Regions from separate parts of the Mus musculus genome. Here regions 1, 3 and 4 are each linked to region 2. Evidence: chromatin loops called from intact Hi-C (ENCODE). Cell type or tissue: left cerebral cortex. All regions are shown on one strand.

Region 1 (5,000 bases), 120 kb after region 2:
AAACAAGGGTAAGACAAGTTCCTATGAGGATGAGGTGATAACAGGCCAAGAATCGCAGCACCTGGAAGGTTGAACTGATGCAAGAGGGACCGCCAAGATACTAAGGCCAACCTGGTTTTTTTAGAGGAGACCCCAGAACAAAACAGTAATACACACCATACACACAAAAGAAAAGTTTTTAAGTTTACCAGTTATTTAAAATAGAGCACCTCAAACTTGTAATGCCCTCCCCTGCTCCACCTCCTGGATGTCGGGATTACTGGCATGTGCCATCATGCCCGACACCACACTTTAGATATTTTCTTTAATTTTATGTGTATATAACACATACACACATACACACACACATTTTTAAAAGAAATGTAAGCTCAATTGTTTTAACCAAAGTAAGAGTCAACACTAAATAAAGACCATTTAAAACCCCTACATTTCAGGAAACTATCACCTATCATAAGTATCTAGTTAATTAAAAAGTAGCTAGAGAAAGGAGAAAAGAACACACACCGATGAGTCCTTTGATAATTGTTTCTCAGTTAAAAGATTCACAGTTTGATCCTTGAGAACTTAAAGGTCACACGGTGGCTAGAGGGGTGGCGCAGTGGCTAAGAGCCCTGGCTGCTCCTGTAGAGGAATCAGTCTAGATCCCGAGAACCCACGTGGTGGCTCACAACATCTTAAACTCTAATTCCAGAGCAAACAACACGCTCTTCTAAGGCGGCCATTTTGGGCAGGAGTGCACAAACATCTATTCAGGCAAAACACCAAAGAAGTTAAAGTTTAGGGTCAGGCACGATAGCCCACACTGGTAAGGTAACCCCAACATTCAATCCCCACAAGCAGGAACAGTCACAAGTTTGAGGCCAGCGTGAGATACATACAGACTCTTAAAAACAATATAAATAAAAAAGGTCAAGAACAGAACTCAGGGGTTTAGTTGTAGAATGCTTGCCTAGCATACAAAAGAGTCCCTGGGCTCAATCCCCAACAAAACAACACATTAAACTTCACAAGCAGAAGGAATATGCTTGGTGGGAGGAATTCAAGCAGCTACCACACAAAAGGGTCAGTGTGCTCTACCCAGGGCGGGCAGGGGGTGGGGGGAGGGGCTGCCAGCTTGCTTCTCTCTCTCTTCCTACATTTAAGGAAGCTCTCAGAACAGGCAAGGCCTCAAGCCACTAAAACTAAGAGGAACATAAAGAAGCCATGGTGTGAACGGCAAAGGGTGTGTGTAAGGGCAGCCAGGAGTCTAGACAGTTAGACAGCAGAAGGAAGGTCAAGTCTGGAGACACCAAAGCAGCTTACAACTGATGTCGAGAGCTTCGGGCCACAATGACTGTGGAAACAAGCTGGAGAACTCAGAAACTTTGATCTTGCCAAGATATGCTCAGCTGGTTAAAGGAATGCATATATACATATGTGTGTATATACATATGCATGTACATATATAGAGAGAGGGAGCAAGAGAGAAGAGGAAGGAAGTAGAGAGAGTACGAGACAAAGCAAAATGCAGCAGGTTGATAAATCTGAAAGATGCATATGTGGAAGTGTTCATTATCAAAATAATCTTTACAAATTTCTATTACACTTGAAATCACTTCAAAATAAAGCCAGAGGTTCAAAGTTTGAAGATAGGAAGACATTCTTCAAAGTTCAGCAAGCATGTCTCTACAAAAAACTCTACAAACATGTCCTAAGAGGACAGATTCCACTGCATCTAAATTTTCCAGCCACAGAGCTCAGTTTACCACCACAGAAACGAGGCAAGTCACTATGCTATCCCTCTTGGTATGGGGCCCACCCAACAGATACAATGAGATAAATCACAAGGAGACACCAGAAAAGCAGGCACTGAAGAAGATGCCATGAAACTGACCTTTTTTTTTTTAAAAATAAAAATTAAAAAAAGTCAAAAGCTTGCAGAACAGAGAAAAAGATATACAGTAAGGATATAAAATGCATGCCTTGGATTGAGGCAAAACCAGCTATAAGGGGTGTGGTTTTGACAACCTGGAGAGTTTTAAATATGAATATGAGTATGACGGGAGGACACCACAATACTGCAGTGGTGTTAAGAAACTCTGGAAGCAGTTCCAGAGTGGTCACACAAAGAGTGACCAGAAACCTCCCATAACAAGTACTGAAAAGTACGTGTAATTTTTCCAAGTTATTTCAGATGCCTGAGGGGGTCTGACGACAACACAGACCTAGGCTCCTCAAACAAACTACAAACTCCTGCAGAAATTGTGACCTATGGTGCTCTTCAAGCATACCTTTCCCAGAATGCTGATGGCACATGCCATACCCACTTGTCCAACGCCCACTACAGTGATCTTGTTGTTCGGGACGGCAGCCTCATCATCTGCAACGGACGCAATGAGCTTCTCCTTAAGGGTTGCCATCTTGTCCTGCAAGAGAAGGGGCGATCAATGTGATTTACATGCACGGAATCTGACTGAGAAGTAGCCCAAAATGTCACAGCTTCAATTTTGAAAGTATAGCTCAACAGAAGCCCTGAAGGAACCACATCTCACCGAATGCAGGACTCAGTGCAAAGTTCTCCACCAGTTTAAACCAAAATGCTTCCCCAGAGCAGAGAGCTCCATGCAAGCCATTAAGTTGCCACCATCCCTTCTGTGACCTTTCTGCTGTAAGTGCAAACTACTGGCTAAAGATACAGATAATTATACTGAAGCAAGCTCGTTTCTTTCTTTTGTCCCTATAAGGAATTTGTGTTTAACCATGTTAACCAGCTAACTTATTTTTAAGCTTGTTTAAAGCCAATATGAATTGTAATTTTCATTACAAATAATTGTGGAAGACAAAGACTGATTTTTGTACTTAAAATCTCACAAAAGTTATGGCCCTGCCCTCCTGACAAAGTGTCTTCACAGAAAAGTTATCAATGTTAATAATCTACGCTGATTGCTTCCGTTTGTTTCTTTTTAGCGTGGTTCATCACAGCTGAGGCTCCCTATAGGTTCCACAGCCCAGCCAGTTCGTTCCCTTTACCTTCATTTTCACTTCTAATCTGTAAAGGGCTAAGTAACAAAACCTGGCTTAGTTAATGAACCCAGTAAGGAACCCTTAGTTGTCCAGAGTGAAGTACTTGAAGCAATCACAACTACTTTGCTCCATAACTTATTTTTGTTGTTTTAAAGCCTCCCTCCTAATGTGTACTGCTTCCAGAGCTATTTTAGAGATTTTAGAGGGTTATTTTAGCCTTAGAGAATTACACTTGTAGTTTTTTGGTGGGTGGGAAGATGAACTGCTGTGGGAGGGTTTGGACAAAGCACCAACCTTAAAATGAATCCAGTCAGGCCCTGTGTCTTAGGCAGTTTCAGCTGAGTAGCCTCAACAGTAAGAAAAGCAGAGCCTCCCCAAAGCCTGCCCACACCAAGTTTATTTTTGTTAGTTGGCTTAAAATCTGATAGGCTCCAGAGAACATTAGGAAGGCCTGGAGTCCCAACGTTTGGGAGGTGGAGGTAGGAGAGTCAGGAGAGGCCAAGGTCACCCTCCATCATCCTGGGATGCTATCTGAAACGCTGGAACGTTGAAGCTGTCCTGAAAACATTTTAAATCGCTTTGGGGAATTTCAAAAGCGGCAGTGTTGAAGATCCAGCAAGCACAGGCAGATATCTAGACTGAAGTTCAGCGTGTATTCTCCTCCCACCCCCACCTCCCACAGTGATAGAGAATGAGAAGAAAATAGTTTGCGTTGTAGCAAGCCTGTGTCAAATCAGGGAGTTGACTGTAGAGAGAAAGGAACAGGAAAAAACACCCTCGCCTCAGGGTGCCCCCACATTCCCATCTCCTGTGGATAAGAACCAGTGGTCTAGGTCAGAGGCTAAGGACGACTCCGCAGAGAATCACCTATGTTAACTCTTAATGCCCGGGTATGGCCTCCAATTTCTCCATTAAAACCAGTCATATCCTTCACCCTACCCCCGACCCCAGGTGCTGTCGGAGCTTGTTCAGTTCCGTGACACCCAAGCCACCTTTCCTCCTGTGCAAAGCAGGTCACGAGGGAGACACCAGCGCACACCTCGATTACGGTCTCCAGGGGGAAAGCCTAGGCTTCCACACTTAGCACAAGAAGTAAACAAAATCCTAGCGCATCTAAAGAGGCCCAGCAAGTACCCGGCTGCAGGGCGGGCAGCGTGAGAGGGGACGAAGCCTGGTGTTCCGGACCGAACTTTCCTTTATCCTCATTGCTAAAATAGCTGGGACCGTTCTCCATCACCAGGTGCAAGACCTTCCAACCTTCACAGGGACCCACCTAGACCTTGCTCGGTTCCCCGGCCACTGGGCGCGCTGCCCTGGCTTGCGCCCCAGGCTGCATCGCAGCTGATGGGTGATGTGCTAACTGCCAAGGACTTGAAGAGACTAGGTTTGACTTACCTTACGTTACAAGTCTTTCTATTGATAGCACACAGGCCCGAGACCACCCTGTGCTCAGGCTGTACCAAGGTGCAGACCGAGTCGGGAGCTCAGCTGCGCACCTCTGCTCGCTCGGCTTGCCACCCAAAACCACAAAGAAGAAATAGGTAGGGGCATGAATGCTCAGGGACAAAGGCCCCAAAGAGTGGATGTGTCGTACGTAGCTCCTTCCTCCTGTTCTGCCAAACAATAACACCTCTGCACTCCCTACTCCCACAACACACACCCTGATGTTCAGTTAAGTCAGGTTTTGGGATCCTGGATTCAGACCTACCAGAAAAGAGGAGGCTCTGCGGCGCGCTGAGGCAGGGGAGCCACTGCAAAGTCAGCAGGCTGCTGCTCTGCGGATCGCAGACTCCGGCTCTACAAGAAGGAGGAGGAGGAGGCGGGGCCGCGGCGCTCCAGCCTCCTAGCTTTCTCCATTGTGATTGGAAACCCGAGACGGGTCTATCCCTCCCCTCGGCTCGTTCAATCTCCTTCAAGGACAAGGCTGGAGTGTGCACGCGCTCTCCCCCGCTCTCTAAAGTTAGAGGTCACCTTCCGCTGAGGCACTTATTCCGTAA
Region 2 (5,000 bases):
CCACACCCGGCTACCTTTCTCCACTATCTTAAGTCTTAGCTCTGCTTGCTTTGCCTTTTGGCTTTAGCATGTTCATCTATACAGGGTCATGAGTTTAATCTCTAGCACCACAAAACAGAAACTAAACAAAACCAGTACTATCAATAATGCTCAGTCAATCTGTCACTATTATATACAAAAAAGTTACAAAGCAATATAGTTTTTAAAAAATCTTACAGATGTTGGTGCCAAATAGAATGTCAACAATACTTACCAAATATCCTACTGTTTTAAAGTGATAAAGCCAAAAGGCCGAATATTAAATAGTTCTGCCACTAGGCCCATGTGTACCTTAGCAATATGACATACTGTTCCTCTGTGGCTTTCTCTCTGACTTAAAAACTGGGGTGGCTGCCTCCCAGGTACTGAAACTAAAAGCATGCACAGCCATGCCTGGCAGGACTCACCTTACAAATAAGGATAGATTTTTTTCAAAAGTAAATAAATGAATGGATAAACAAATAAATAAACTACTTGGCAGTATACTGCACAGTTGCTTTAGAGAGTTACAGTTAAATGCCTACTTAAAAGAAATTAATATTCTAAGTAAATAATTTCCAGAGCCTCCTCTCTTCTGCGGGAGCTTACTCCATTTCTCTATAAAATTTGCTCACTTGCAGAGGGGGGGTGAGGTACACACTAGTACTCTTTTGGCTTAAAAGAATCTGGGACAGTTACAAGTGGAAGGAAACATGACTTATATTAAAATTTAAAGATTAAAACTTGGCCTGAACATTTAACTCCCCAAACTGTTATGTTTGCTCAATGACAATCTGTTACCATTACATAAAAACAAAATTAGAAAGCATGTTATATTTTGCTTAATTTTGTATTTTTAGTAATTATTTGGGTAGACGTGTAACCTGCCCAAAATTCCCTTGGAAGAACTTAGGTTTTCTGCCTATTTAAGTTTCAACAGTTTGCTAATTTTAAAGTCATTCGTACTCAGAACACAGGCTTTTTTTTGGGGTGGTGTTTTAGTTTTCTGTGTTAGGGGCCAAGGACCTCATTGTGTTCATGAACTGTTGTGAACAACTTTTTTGCTCAATCAATGACAATCTGTCACCATTACATAAAAGCAAAAAACAAACGTTTGAAAGTGTGTTATATATTGCTTAATTTTATATTTGCTAAACCTAAGAGTGCTCTCCAAAGACAGATTCTGCACCCGCCTATTCTCACTTGAACTGTTTCCTTTATCGAATTTGTACCCTTCCTGTGCATGGCTGTTAAGACAGATAAGCCCTGATTAAAGAGTAAGGACAAAACTAACGGACATTTAAGGATGGGTTTAAATCAAGACTCCTCCTTCCTCACGTATGAGAACATCTCCTTATCACTTCCTAGACTGATACTATTCTGCCCATGGACTCTAAGGTCCTGTATCATGGCAGAGCCTGAATCTCTTCACTTTTGTAAACAGCCTAGAAAAAAAAAAATGCCTTTTCCGGAACCTAAAAACAGGCGCTTTCTCTTCGCTTAGGAGAGATTCGGTCTAAGTTCATTTCCTGCCACTACTTCAAATATATATATATTTTTGGACTTTGCTGCCAATAACCTACCCCTTGCCTAAATTAGGCAACTTCACAGCAAAACATAGCGTAGCACGAAATATATCCAAGAACTAAGTTACAAAGAGGTCTGTCAGTCAAAAAACGTGAACCAGGTCCACTGTCATCAGTGCGGAAGGAAAACGCACGCTAACCCTGAGCGCATCCCTCCACCCCGCCGGCTCCACAGACGAGGCAGAAGCGCAAGCTGCGGCGACCAGGGCTCCTGAAAGCGATGGCAGAGACGACGCCCAGCTCCTATCCGCCCAGCAGACAGCCGCGGACCCACGCGCCGGAACCGGCACCACCACGAACCTGTCAGCCGCTCCGCGCGTAAAAACCTTCCCGCCGCCCGGCATGCAGCGCCCACCCTTCCGGATCAGCCCCCTCCACCAATCACAAGCCATTGCCTTCTCTGATTGGCTGCGTGGTGCGGCGTCCGGGTGCACATCCGAACAAGAGCGCGTGCTATTGGTCTCGCTGCAGCCAATGGAGCGCGGCCTTGCGGCCCGGCGGCGGCGGCTGCGTGTTTCCGGAAGACGTGGCGGCTCGGGCCCGGGCGGCGTCGCCGAGGCTCTTCTCCGGACCAGGCTTCGCAGCGTGGGCCCCGAAGCACCGCGGTCCTCGCCGCCGCCACCATGATCTCCCTCACGGATACGCAGAGTAAGCGCTGCCGGGCCCCAGCGTTGGCCGGTGCTCCCGCCTCAGCCTCTGCTCCGCCCCGCAATGAATGGAGCGAGCGCGCGTGGGGCGGCGGCCCGCGGGAGGGAGGGGGCCGTGACGGGAGGACCGCCGACCTGCCTCGGCCCAAGTGCCGCCGCCGCCTTCGCCCCGGTGGCACCCGTGCTCTGTCCCACGGAACAGCCGTCGGACCAAGTTTCCGGGGTGGCGGGAATGGGACTGTCCGCCCGCGCGGAGCGCCTGCAAGGCTGGGGTGGGCTGGGGGCGTAGAGAGCCGTGATCAGACTCCACTGTTACCTACCTACCCAAAATTCCCTTAACAAGGACTTCGGTTTTCCGCTCGTTTAAGTTTCAACCAAGTTTACTAATGTTAAAAAGTCACTTTGTGCTCTGAGCATTGACTTCGATGGTTTAGATTTCTGGGTTAGGAGCCAGGATCACACTGTAGGTTAACGAGGCTGGCCTTGCGCTCATTGTGTCAGTGCTAGCCTTCCCACTTGTAATCCTGCCCCGGTCTCTAAAGTTATGAGATTACAAGCATGAAGGACTCTGCCTGTCTGTACTGGGAAAGGATTTCTTTATTAGTGTTGTATTCTGTACTTCGTGGCGTGTTCTATTTTAGCATCCTGTTTCTGCCTATCTCATCATTCTGACCAGCTTTGCAGTCTTCAGTCTTGCCTTTTTTTTTTTTTTTGTAGCCCCAGAGATTAGAGCATCTCAGCCAAATGTTTCTGCAGACTAGCAGAGCGTTATCCCTATCTCCATCGTTTTCTCTGTGACTTCATTTTTCTATGTTTTCTTATCAATCTTAATTATTTTTCTATTTATAAATTCTACCCAAGCTGGTTACTTTTTAAAGATATCTTTATGGGTATGACCTCTTTTTGCCTCACTTTTGCTCATTACCATGAACTTTGTTTCTTCAAACTATATTCACCTTAGCTTTTCAAGATTCTAACATCCCACTGAAGTGAAACAAAAACCTTCCTTGAAGTTATTCTCAAGTGGAGTTTGAAGATTTAGATTCAAGTTGTGGCACACTGGAGTGTCACAGGTGCTTTATGAGTCCCTCCACACCCTGGCAGTCCCCTCTGTCTTACTGTGGACTGCACAGCTACCTTCTCTAGCCCAGGGGTGTTGTCTATTGGTCCAGTCAGGCTCCTTTGGTTCTAGTCAGAAATAAAAGTGTCCCTTTTTTCCCTACTGTCACTAAGTCTTGTGAACCTGTTTCAGTTTAGTGCAACATGTAGTTATATAGACAAGAGTGATCTTAATTGCTTGTTTAAATGAGTTTTTTTAACATGCATGTGGGGACCAGAGTCACAGGATCCTCCTGGAGCTATAGTTACAGACGGTTTTTAGCTGCCTGGTGTGGGTGCTGGAAACCAACTTGGATCCAGAAGAGCAGCTTTTCTTACTTACACGTTTAATTCTTACACAAGCATGGGAAGGCATGGACCATTTATGAATTGGGACGTGTAAGACATTGAGTTACACACAAAGGCAGAAACAGCCATGGTCCTGGGATTTCTGGTTCACAAGCCTTTGCTCTTGTTACTGTAGTACTAGCTAGCTTCTGAGGAGACTTGATGTCAACATTCACATCTTGGGATGGTACAAGTCTGTGGTGTATAAATTACCCTGTGCACAGGGCAGAGAATGTCACTCTCCAACAAAAGTAACACAGTGAGGGATTGAATTCTGGGCAGAAGAAGCTGTTCTCCCCTTGTTTTACCACATTTCTTGGGATGGTGAAATTCTGTGATGTTCACTTGTTGATTTCTGAGGTGAGATGGTGAGTTATAGCCAGTGGTTAGGGAACCAGAGCTGGTCAAATTCAGATTAGATCTGTGTCTGTGTTGACTTCGAGGTTGAACCACTAGCAGCCCAGAAAGGTGCCAGCATGAGTCATGGCTTTCAGATGTTGTGAGGAGGTTGATCAAGCTCTGAGCAGTCGGGTAGATGCCAGTTCATGATGTGCTGAAGATTCTGTAGTATGCCCTCCCCCATACCAGCAAAGCCCAAAGAAATGCCAAGACTTACTCAAGGAGATGAAATGGGGGCAGCTTCCAGCTTACATCTGGATTGTCACATTAAGCAAAATGCTGCTGTGGTATTTGTTTTACTTAGTTGGACTCTTCTGTTTCCTAAAGGGTGTGATGAGGAAGGCGGGGCTGCTCTTGCTCTGTGAAGGTGTCCCCATCACTAAATGTCAGCTGTGATTGACAATGGGCTAAACTGGTCTTTATAAAATTTCTTCAGTATGTCTTTTCTTTATGTTAGCTAATATCTCAGATTGCTTTTATCAAGCTTTTTTTTTTTTATGGGCAGAAAAATATAAAGATAGATTATGTTTTCCCAAGTATGATACAGGCAGGAAGATCACTGCAGCATGTAGGCCTTTTGATTTCAGAAAACTTGCAGCTGGATAAGGATAGGGACAACGGAAAAGGTGGAGGTGAGAAAGGGGTGTGATAAGGGTTTGACCCATTTCATGGAGGATTCCTGGCAGCATTGGACTGGTGCCAGTGTGGTAAAAGAGTCTACAGGCAGCTGTCTGTCCCCTTCTGACCTGTATGTACTTCGTGAATCATGGCTCTAGTAGGATTGTAGAGTGAGAAGACTGGGTCTGTAGTCTCCCTGCTGCCTGTGGTGTGACTGATTCCCACACTAATGCTTGGAATCAGCAACCAGGAATGGGTTGCTCATCGGAAACTTGAGCCTTGGTTG
Region 3 (5,000 bases), 360 kb after region 2:
CTATGTTGCAAAGGATGGCCTTGAACTTCTCATCTACATCCCTAGCGCCAGGATCATATATAGGCGCCATGCCTGGTTTCATGCAGTGCTAGGAATTGAACCCAGAGCCTCAGACATGCTCGGTGAGCACTCTACGACCCGAACCACAACCTTTGCTTCCTGGCAGTGGAAGAGAAGCTTTGCCTCCCTTCAAGAACCAAACAGACCAGCTCGAGAGATGGTTCGGCGGTTAAAAACTCTTATTGCTCTTCCAGAAGACCTGAGTTTGGTCCCCAGCATCCACGTCTAGTGGCTCACAACTACCTGGAGCTCCTTCTTGTTGAGCCATGACACCCAGTTCTGTTCTGGACTCTGAGGACACCTCTACACATATGGTATTAACTCCCTCCCTCTTTCCTACTGTCCTACGAACTCCCTTGGATGGAGTTGTTTCATGAGAGACAAGAACATGCAGCAGGGATACGGATGAGCAAAGGCATGCTGAGGAACTGGCTTGACAGGCAAGAGCAGGGTAAGCATGGGAACCTGAATGTGATGCCCATCCCACGCCCTGCCCCCATCCTTCAGCCCTGCTCCTGCCCCCTCCCCTGCCCTTTGCCCTGTTCTACCCAGTGCACCTACAAAAAAAAAAAACAGTGAGGGTTTATAATCTTAACACTTGAGGTCAGAGACACGCAGATCCTGGGAGCTCACTGGTCAGTATGTCTCTTATAATAGTATAAAGGTAAGTTTTGGGTTCAGTGGGGGAGCTTGGCTCAAGGCAGTAAAGAGGAAAGCAATAGAAAATGACACCAACCATCTTGTGGTGGCCTCTGCATATGCCAGCCCCAGTGCACATACCTGCACACTCACACACATAAATACATACATATGTGCATGCTTGCATACATATATACATACATACATACATACATACATACATAAATACATACATACATACATTTTAAAGGAAATACAGAGAAATAACAGTGTTAGAAATCAGAAAAGAGGGGGAAGTTGAAGACCAAGTACAAGATGGCACCAGAAGAAGCAGAATGGGATTAGGTACTGCTGAAAATACGATAAACGGCATGAAAGATAAATGTGAAGTGAAGTCACCAAGGTCAAGAGAAAAGATATTAAAAGTCGGGCTGGAGGTGTGTCTTCACAGCCAGAGTGCTGATGCAGCACCCAAGTTTGACAGTCCAGTCGAGCCAAGAGAAAGAGGAATCCATGAAAGGAATTCCCAATTCTCACCTTAAATAAAAGTTCAGCATCAGGTATATCTTCCGAGGAAAGAAGCCAACACTATGAAATCAGCAAGAAGCCAATTCTGTGGATGTCATATAACTTTAGGAATACAGGTGTGCACATGGGGAACCTATGGGCGTTTATTGAAATACTGCTTGTTATTAGCATTTTGTGGCAAGTTCTCATGTATCCCCCAGATAGACTCAAACTCACTTTGTTGCTGAGACTTGCCTTGAGCTCCTGACCCTACTGCCTCAGTCTCCCAAGTGCTAGAATTATGGACAAATGGCTGCTGGAATTTGAGCAAAAGTTAGTACTGATAAAGATGGATATAGTCATGCTTTAAATAGATTAGACAACTTAGGTAAAACAAGTTCATTCAAAAAACTCACAAACTGCTGAACTGACTCAAAAAGAAATAGAAACTCTGGGAAAATCCCTTTTTAGAAAACAATCCTAGAAGTTGAATTTACAACAAAATATTTGCACAGAGTCCAGGCACAGGTAAATTCCCTAAGCATGTGCACATATGCACAGCACACACACATGTGCACATATGCACAGCACACACACATGTGCACATGTGCACAGCACACACATGTGCACATATGCACAGCACACACACATGTGCACATATGCACAGCACACACACATGTGCACATATGCACAGCACACACATGTGCACATATGCACAGCACACACATGTGCACATATGCACAGCACACACACATGTGCACATATGCACAGCACACACACATGTGCACATATGCACAGCACACACATGTGCACATATGCACAGCACACACACATGTGCACATATGCACAGCACACACACATGTGCACATATGCACAGCACACACACATGTGCACATATGCTCAGCACACACACATGTGCACATATGCACAGCATACACATGTGCACATATGCACAGCACACACATGTGCACATATGCACAGCACACACATGTGCACATATGCACAGCACACACACATGTGCACATATGCACAGCACACACACATGTGCACATATGCACAGCACACACACATGTGCACATATGCACAGCACACACACACATGTGCACATATGCACAGCACACACACATGTGCACATATGCACAGCACACACACATGTGCACATATGTACAGCACACACATGTGCACATATGCACAGCACACACACATGTGCACATATGCACAGCATACACACATGTGCACATATGCACAGCACACACACATGTGCACATATGCACAGCACACACATGTGCACATATGCACAGCATACACATGTGCACATATGCACAGCACACACATGTGCACATATGCACAGCACACACATGTGCACATATGCACAGCACACACACATGTGCACATATGCACAGCACACACACATGTGCACATATGCACAGCACACACACATGCTTAAGGAAGTAGACCAGAGAATTCTTCCTCATCCAAGCCAGGCAAATATCACAAGAAACTAGAGATGCAAGATGTCAGTTCGGGAACTTTAGAAAATTCCACTGGAATTTTCTCCCCTCCTGGAAGCGAAAGGTCATAAAGACCATAGGCACCTCTCCTGTCCGGAAGGGAGGGGCTAGTTACAGTCCTCAGACCACGAGGAGGAGGGGCCAACCACCAGAGCTCATAGACTCATTCGGATACCATTGGCCACCCACCTCTTTCCCTATAGGCCAATCAGTTTAAACGTCACACTGCTCTGCCAATCACATTGTGCCTAATGGGTGCTGCCTGGAGAACTGTATAATGGCTCAACGGACAGGCTGTGCGTGCTCATTCTCTCTCTCCATGTGCAGGGCGACTCCAACATGTTGGAACAATAAATTCCTCTTGCTTTTTGCATCAGTTCCCAGCTCTCACTCAGGGAGTCCCCAGTAAGCTAAAGCTCTCCAGCGTCTTACAAGACCACTAGACCCCATGGCAGTGATTCTCAACCATCCTAAGGCTGAGGCTTTAATACAGTTCTTCATGTTGTTGTGACCCCCAACCATAAAATTGGCTTTATTGCTACTTCATAACTGTAATGCTGCTGCTGTTATGAATCACAATGGTAACGTGTGTGTTTTCTGTTGTTCTTAGACGACCCCTGTGAAAGGATCATTAAACCTCCACAGGGATCGGCACCCACAGATTGCAAACCATTGCCTTCTGTCCTTCTCTGTCCCCTTGCTTTCTCTGCCTCTTCTCCCTTCGCCAGACCTCCTTCCCATGTCCCAGATAAGCTTCCTTTTATACTGGACCCATCATTGGGCTAAGATGGGGGGGGGGGCGGCACTAAGACACCCCTTCCCACGGCGTCGTACCTCGTGTTACAAAGCATCAGTGTGTGTGTTCATATGTGCATTTGGAGGTCAGAGGTCAATATCAAGTGTCTTCCTCACTTCCTCTTCATCTTATTTTTCGAGACACTGTTTCTTTCTTGAACCTGGAGCACAGGACTGGCTGACCAGCAAACCGTTGCATCTTCTGTCTCTACTTTCCCAGCGTACAGGCTTGCCCGGCATTTACTGGGCTGGTTGTTGTTGTTGTTGTTGTTGTTGTTTTAAAGGGTGCTGGGGATCAAACTCTGGTCATCATGCTTACGGGCAAGCATTTTACCTACTGAACTATTCGCCCAGCCTTTGAAACTGTTTGCCATCGACCTGAAAAGTCACAGACCTCTGTACCCAAAACTGGTTTCATAATGGCACTAAAAACAAAGTTGGCAGTGACTTCCAGTCTAGAGATGAAGGGCAAAACACTTTCCTTTTCCTTTTCAGCTTCGGAGGCATCTGGCAACGTCTTAGCCTGAATGTAACAGGAGGGGAGCCCCACCCAGACCGCAGATACCAGAATGTAACAAAAACCGGAATCTGCAAATAGCACATGCCCTTAGAAAACAGAACCTGCTGCCCCGTGTGAAGGACAACCCGGGCCTGAGTAGCTTCTAATTACGACCTGCATTTTCAACATGGGATCCTGCTACAATCTATTTATTAAATATATTTTATTTTCATGGGGCATTAACAGGGCTGAGTAAAATTCTCCAGTTTCCTTATTTTCTAGGCTTCCTAATATGCTTCAGACCCATTTTATTATGTCTCAAACTCAGGACAAAAGGCTAGCTGGGGTGCCTTTTTAACATATCAAAGAGGACCTGGCCACCAGGTTCTCCCAGACGCTTTCAGTACTTGTTAGGACTCCTCCTGACTGGCATACTCCACCCCCTACCCTAAACTCTCCAGCCCAGGGGCTGAGCTTACCTTCCCCCACCTCCCACCTTCTCACCCCCCAGCTTCTCGAATTCCTATATAAATTCAGCAATTTTGGCTACTGGTCCTTTTTTAACCTCTTGGACTCTTGGTCTCTGGGTTCCCAGGCAGTCTCTCTGCTCCTCTCTCCTCTCACCTCACCCTCCTGGGTCAGTCTGGACCCTTCCAGATGCCTCTGGCTATGCTCTGCATCATTTCTACAGTAAAAGCTCTCCTCTACCATACCTAGGAGAGTCCTGTGGTCATTACTGTTTTTAATAAATGCTTGTCCTTTACCAATGAGTGAGGATACAGGTGCAACAAAAGGGTTGTGTTCCAAGATTTCTGTCAGTCATTGGGAACACAGATGTCCTTCTAGCATTAGCAAATGTAATTAAGAAGAAATATCAGTGTATGGAGGGTGAGAATAAAGATGATATTGTTGGCATTTCATCTAGGCTCCGCCCCACAGTTACCTGGCAACAGCTAGGTGTGCCTGACTCACTATAAAAGGGGCTATTT
Region 4 (5,000 bases), 130 kb after region 2:
GTTTACTAACATGATGCACACACAGGAAAGGAGGAAGAGGAATGGCTTATTGGAGGCAAATGATAAGAATGAGCACCTCATTAATTGATGTTATTTATACCTTAAGACTCTGGCTAATGTGAGTTCGCTCACTCTGCTTCCTGTTCAGATGTTGCTTTCAGTGCTGTGCCTGCTGCCTGCTGCCTGCTGCCTGCTGCCTGCTATGATCCCTCCCACTGTGATGAGGATGGATACATCCTTCCTTCCATCAGCTGTCTTGGTCCTGATGTTTCATCACGTAGTAGAAAAGTAACTAATAGTTACACTCTGAGTAACCATTTTTAAAGTACATGTGGATGGCTGCTGTAAGAAGCCAGGATGGCGGGCGTTCTGATGAAAGTTGGTCACAACGGGCTGTCCAGCAAGGCTCATTCTCTGGAGATGAGTTTTATCTGTAGACGATGTTTGCTGTGTGAGACTCTGTGGTATCCTACACCCGTGATCTGCATACTTGCAACCATGTATCAACACACTAAATACGTCACACTAGCTTTCAAAAAGAGTAGCAAAAATGGGGTTGAGCTGTAGCTCAGGTGGTAACAAGCTTGCTCCGCATGTTGGAAGCCCTGGGTTTGATTCATAAACTGATCTGCTGTTACATAGCTGTAATCCCAGCACCTATTTAAGAAGGAGAGTCAGGAGGATCAGTGGTGCAAGATTGTCCATGGCTGCAGAGTGAGGTCAAAGCCAGCTCAGGCACATGAAACCCTGGGGGTAGGGGGTGGGGGGTGGGAGGGAGGTGTAACAGATATAACTGTTATACCCGTCTTTGGAAGGAGTTCTGTTTTAAAAGGCACAGGAATTCTAAAGTGGCTGAACATAAGCGATAGATAATACTTTAAAGATGCTCCAAGGACCTCGGATGACTCTGAGTATATAGGATCTGAATGTAGTCTGTGAGTGTAGCTCTGTGGTAGAGTTGATGCTTAGTTTGCAGAGGCCCTGGGTTTAATCCCCAGGATTCCCAAATCAGGGAACAAATAAATACCAAAACAGCTCTATAATTGAGGGAAATAAGGGCAGGACTTACATATACAGAATCTAATTCTGAAAATATCTTTTTCAGGAGTTCTGAGATGCACTGGGAAGATGGGAAGATGAAGACAGGAGAGGACCAATCTCAGTGACTACTTTGTACAATAGCTGTCTCCTGAGAGGCTCTGCCAGAGCCTTATGGATACAGATGCAGATGCTTGCAAAGCCAGCCTCCTGGACTGAGCACGGGGACCCCAGTGGAGGAATTAGGGGAAGGACTGAAGGAGCTGAAGAGGTTTGCAACCCCATAGAAAAAACAACAATATAACCAGCCAGACCCCTGACCCCCAGAGCTCCCAGGAACTAAACCATCAACCAGAGTACACATGGAGGGACCCATGGATCCGGCTGCATATGTAGCAGAGGGTGGCCTTGTCTGGCATCAATGAGAGGGGAGGCTCTTGGTCCTGTGAGGGCTTGAAAACAGGAAGATTAAATGGGGAGGCCAAGGTTATGGTATGGAGGTGAGAATGGGAGCCATGAACTCAGATGATTTCCTACTGTTCAGCCGAGGTAAGGATATGGTTAAATGGTTTGCATGAGGCCTTATCTTTTAAGAAGTGTGATGGGTACTCATTTGTTGCTAGGTAACAGGTCCACCATGAGCATTGTGGTCACTTGTGTGCATGTCAATAGAAGCTAGTCCTGTGTTTATGCATGCCCAAAACACTGTTGATCTAGCTAACACTAGGCAAACAGTGCTCTGAAACTTACCATGTACAAATATCGGGAAAGAAACAGTATTTGAGGCGTGGAGTGCATCATAGCTCAGTTGGTAGAGTGTCCACCTCTAATGTACCAAATCTTGGGTTCTTGTCCTAGCACCGCATTAAACCAAGAATGGTGGATACACCTTCAACTCCAGCCTTGGAGAAGTGGAGGCAGGAGGATCAGAAGTTGAAGCTCCATGCCATCCTTGGCTACGTAGTGAGTCTGAGACCAGCCTGGGCTACAGGGAACCCTGTATGGGAGAAGGGAGGCAGACCAGAACTTAAAACATAGTTCAAAGATCTTACATAAAATTTCTCAAATAAGGTTAATCAAACTCATTGTCACTTACTAAAGCCAGTATTCTTGATCTGTGATTTGTAGGGCAGCCCCACAGGAAAAAATTATCTGCAAATGGTGACACAGCACATTCCAAAGACAATGGTACAGTAGCCGGAAAGGCAGCTTTAGCCAAAGCTTAAAGGCTCTTGTTTGGTGGCAGTGAAGGGCGCATCTGAGGGATGGCTCTGGGCTCAACCGAGAACCAAATCCCCTTCTTGGACACCTCTATTTGGAAATTAGCTGTGGTGACTTTGTGGCATCATAATATTTGTAAACACTGCCACCTGCTGGAAGTTCTGTAGACCTGCACACAATTTAAACTAGCGCTCCCTACACAACTCTTTTTCTTTCCCCCTTTCTTCCTGCTCTTATTGTGCAGTACAGGAAATCTAACCAAGGGCATGCTGGGTATTCGCTCTACCCCCGGGACTACAACCCTGCTCTTCACCAACCTTCTATCATGGTTTGAAACCAACCACGTGGGGGGTGCATAATCATGGGTTCGTATTATTATTATTATTATTATTATTATTATTATTATTATATTATTTAGTTACATTCCAAAAGTTGCCCCCCTTCCTGGTCCCCCTCTCTGAGTTCTTCACCCATCTCCCTCCCCGTCCCGCCTCTGAGAAGGTGCTCTCCGACCTGTCTACCCACCCCACCTCATCCCCACCAGCATCCCTCTTCCCTGGGGCATCAAATTTCCACTTAAGCACATCTTCTCCCACAGAGGCCAGAAAAGGCAGTCCTCTGCTACACATGTGCCAGGGGCTGGCCATGAACTAAACCATGTATGCTCCTTGGTTTTTGGCTTAGCCTCTGGGAGCTCTGAGGGGTCCAGTTAGTTGACACTGTTGTTTTTCATAAGGGGTTTTGATCCCCTTCAGCTCCTTCAGTCCTTCCTCCAAGTCTTCCACATTGCCCCTGACCTCAATGGTTAGCAATAAGTATTTGCATTTGTCTCAGTCAGTTGCTGATAGAGCCTCTTCAAGGACAGCGATGCCAGGCTCCTGTCTGCACGCACAATATGGCCTCAGGAATAGTGTCAGGATTTGGTCTGCATGCATGGAATGGATCCCAAATTAGGCCAGTCGCTGAGCGGCCTTTCTTTCAGTCTCTGTTCCATTTTTGACCCTGCATTTCCTTTAGACAGGAACAATTCTGAGTTAAAAATTTTGAAAATGGGTTGGTAAGCCCCCCTGCCTCAACTGGGGGCTCTGCCCTGTCTATCTACTGGAGGTGGTCTCTTCAGGTTCCATCTTCCCACTGTTGGGCATTTCGGGTAAGGTCATCCCCATTGAGTCCTGGTAGCCTCTCATATCCCAGGTCTCTGGGACTTTCTAGAGGTTTTCCCTGCCCCCTCGCCCCCACTGCTGCATAATTCCATCCATTCTCCTGGCCCTCTGGACATCCCTCCTGTCTCTCCCCATACCTGACCCTGCCCCCACCTTTTCCCTTCCCCTCTCCCACCCAGTTTCCTCCTTCACTCTGCCTCCCATGATTATTTTGCTCCCGTTCTAAGTGGGTTTCAGGTACCCACACTTGGGCTTCTCTTCTTGTTAAGCTTCCTCCAGTCTGTGAGTTGTATCATGGAATACTATCAGCCGTTAAGAACAAGGACATCATAAAATTTTCAGGCAAATGGATGGAACTAGAAAATACCATCCTGAATGAGGTAACCCAGACCTCAAAGGACATTCATGGTATGCACTCAATGGTAAGTAGATGTTAGCCAACCATGGGTTTTTTAACGTGAGGCCTGTTCAGTTCTGTAACAGCATGTCTTCATAGAAGAGTAGAGCTATGGTGATCTGTGAGTCGAGAAAAACAGAATGGGGATGGGGAGATAGCTCAGGGGTTAGGAGGGCTGGATGCTCTGCCAGAGGAACCAGGTTCAATTCCCAGCGCCTTAGAAGCTTCCAACCATCTGTAACTCCAGTTTTAGGGCGTCTAATGCCCTCCTCGGGCCTCCACAGGCACCAGATGTGCTCATGTACACAAACACAGACAAAACACCGCCACAAATACAAAACAAATACATTTCAAAAAGTCATTCCCTGCTGCTTGACTCTTACAGAAACAGGGTGAATAAAGCCATTTTGTATTCTTCATTCCAGATCAACTCCTTACAATAAAATTAGCTCTTTATTATTTATTTGGAGGTTACATTCAGACTACTCTGGGAAACAAACATTTTGCTAGGATAGAATTCAGTTTTGAATTGAGGCATTTTATCAGCACATCCCTGGGCAACAGTACTAAATTAAAAAAATAACAGGTGAACATCGCAGTAAAATCGACTCCTGGGCCACACGCTTCAGTCTGAGATGTGGGCTGGGCCACGCCACTTGATAGACTTATGTTTGCTTCTCTGTTGGCTAAGAGACTTCACTCACTGATCTCCCAGGCATAGGCTCAGAATAACTCACTCTCTGATTAGCATAGTGTCAGAGAGACAGACAGAGGTTTATGTTGGGACATTTTGGAGGGATGCTGAGAGCCTCACTACACACTAGGCAAGCGCTTTCCCACTGAGCTCCAAGCCCAACACTCATCTGATTCTTAACCATGGACGACAATGCCTTTCAATGCTGTATACAATTCAAGCTACCATACAAAGGTACTTCTCATACCATAAAGATGTTTCAGGCGGCAGATTTCTCCCCTTAAGTTCCTCTGACCTGATTCTGGCAGGACGATGGATTCTGGGTCATCACTTTTTTGGGAATGCTCCATGCTCACCATGCCAGGTGCGGTCTGCGTCCCAGTCAGCTGGGAGTCACATGTGGAGCTATTCTGGGGTCTAGGGACCGTCGATTCTTGCCAAGGTGAGGAGAACGGGGACAAAGCCTTACAAACATCTTCATGACTCA

Evidence for each region. A loop is a pair of places that touch in the nucleus more often than their neighbours do. Peaks named below come from ENCODE experiments on the same cell type or tissue, not always from the same donor. Only the 100,000 strongest peaks of a DNase experiment are listed, where the experiment ranks them.
Region 1: it touches region 2 in a loop (4-fold over the local background); 19 of 42 quality-filtered maps call a loop at or near these places.
Region 3: it touches region 2 in a loop (2.7-fold over the local background); 11 of 42 quality-filtered maps call a loop at or near these places.
Region 4: a loop joins it to region 2, with 4 times the contacts of the local background. A loop is called at or near these places in 19 of 42 quality-filtered maps.

The regions. Positions count from the first base shown.
Region 1 is chr6:142,503,142-142,508,141 of GRCm38, forward strand. It overlaps Ldhb (lactate dehydrogenase B), which reads right to left and starts at 4,816. Exons shown (of 8, transcript NM_008492.3): 1 at 4,712-4,816; 2 at 2,271-2,405. The coding sequence starts at 2,399. In left cerebral cortex, no CTCF peak of the experiment used is centred here; DNase peaks (open chromatin) are centred at 740, 1,153, 2,381, 3,431 and 3 more places; H3K4me3 peaks cover 3,442 bases; H3K27ac peaks cover 3,602 bases.
Region 2 is chr6:142,385,118-142,390,117 of GRCm38, forward strand. Recql (RecQ protein-like) reads right to left here and starts at 1,970. Exons shown (of 15, transcript NM_023042.3): 1 at 1,905-1,970. It overlaps Golt1b (golgi transport 1B), which reads left to right and starts at 2,126. Exons shown (of 5, transcript NM_025872.4): 1 at 2,126-2,252. The coding sequence starts at 2,228. In left cerebral cortex, no CTCF peak of the experiment used is centred here; DNase peaks (open chromatin) are centred at 2,021 and 4,218; H3K4me3 peaks cover 1,904 bases; H3K27ac peaks cover 669 bases.
Region 3 is chr6:142,748,615-142,753,614 of GRCm38, forward strand. No RefSeq gene overlaps it. Among named protein-coding and RNA genes, the nearest start is that of Cmas, 5.6 kb to the right of the region's middle. In left cerebral cortex, no CTCF peak of the experiment used is centred here; a DNase peak (open chromatin) is centred at 2,927.
Region 4 is chr6:142,516,908-142,521,907 of GRCm38, forward strand. It overlaps Gm38919 (a long non-coding RNA gene), which reads left to right and starts at 1,280. Exons shown (of 3, transcript XR_869567.1): 1 at 1,280-1,309; 2 at 1,897-2,001; 3 at 2,504-2,624. Gm46979 (a long non-coding RNA gene) reads left to right here and starts at 4,273. Exons shown (of 5, transcript XR_001785405.1): 1 at 4,273-4,955. In left cerebral cortex, a CTCF peak has its summit at 2,420 (motif pointing left); DNase peaks (open chromatin) are centred at 2,379 and 4,832.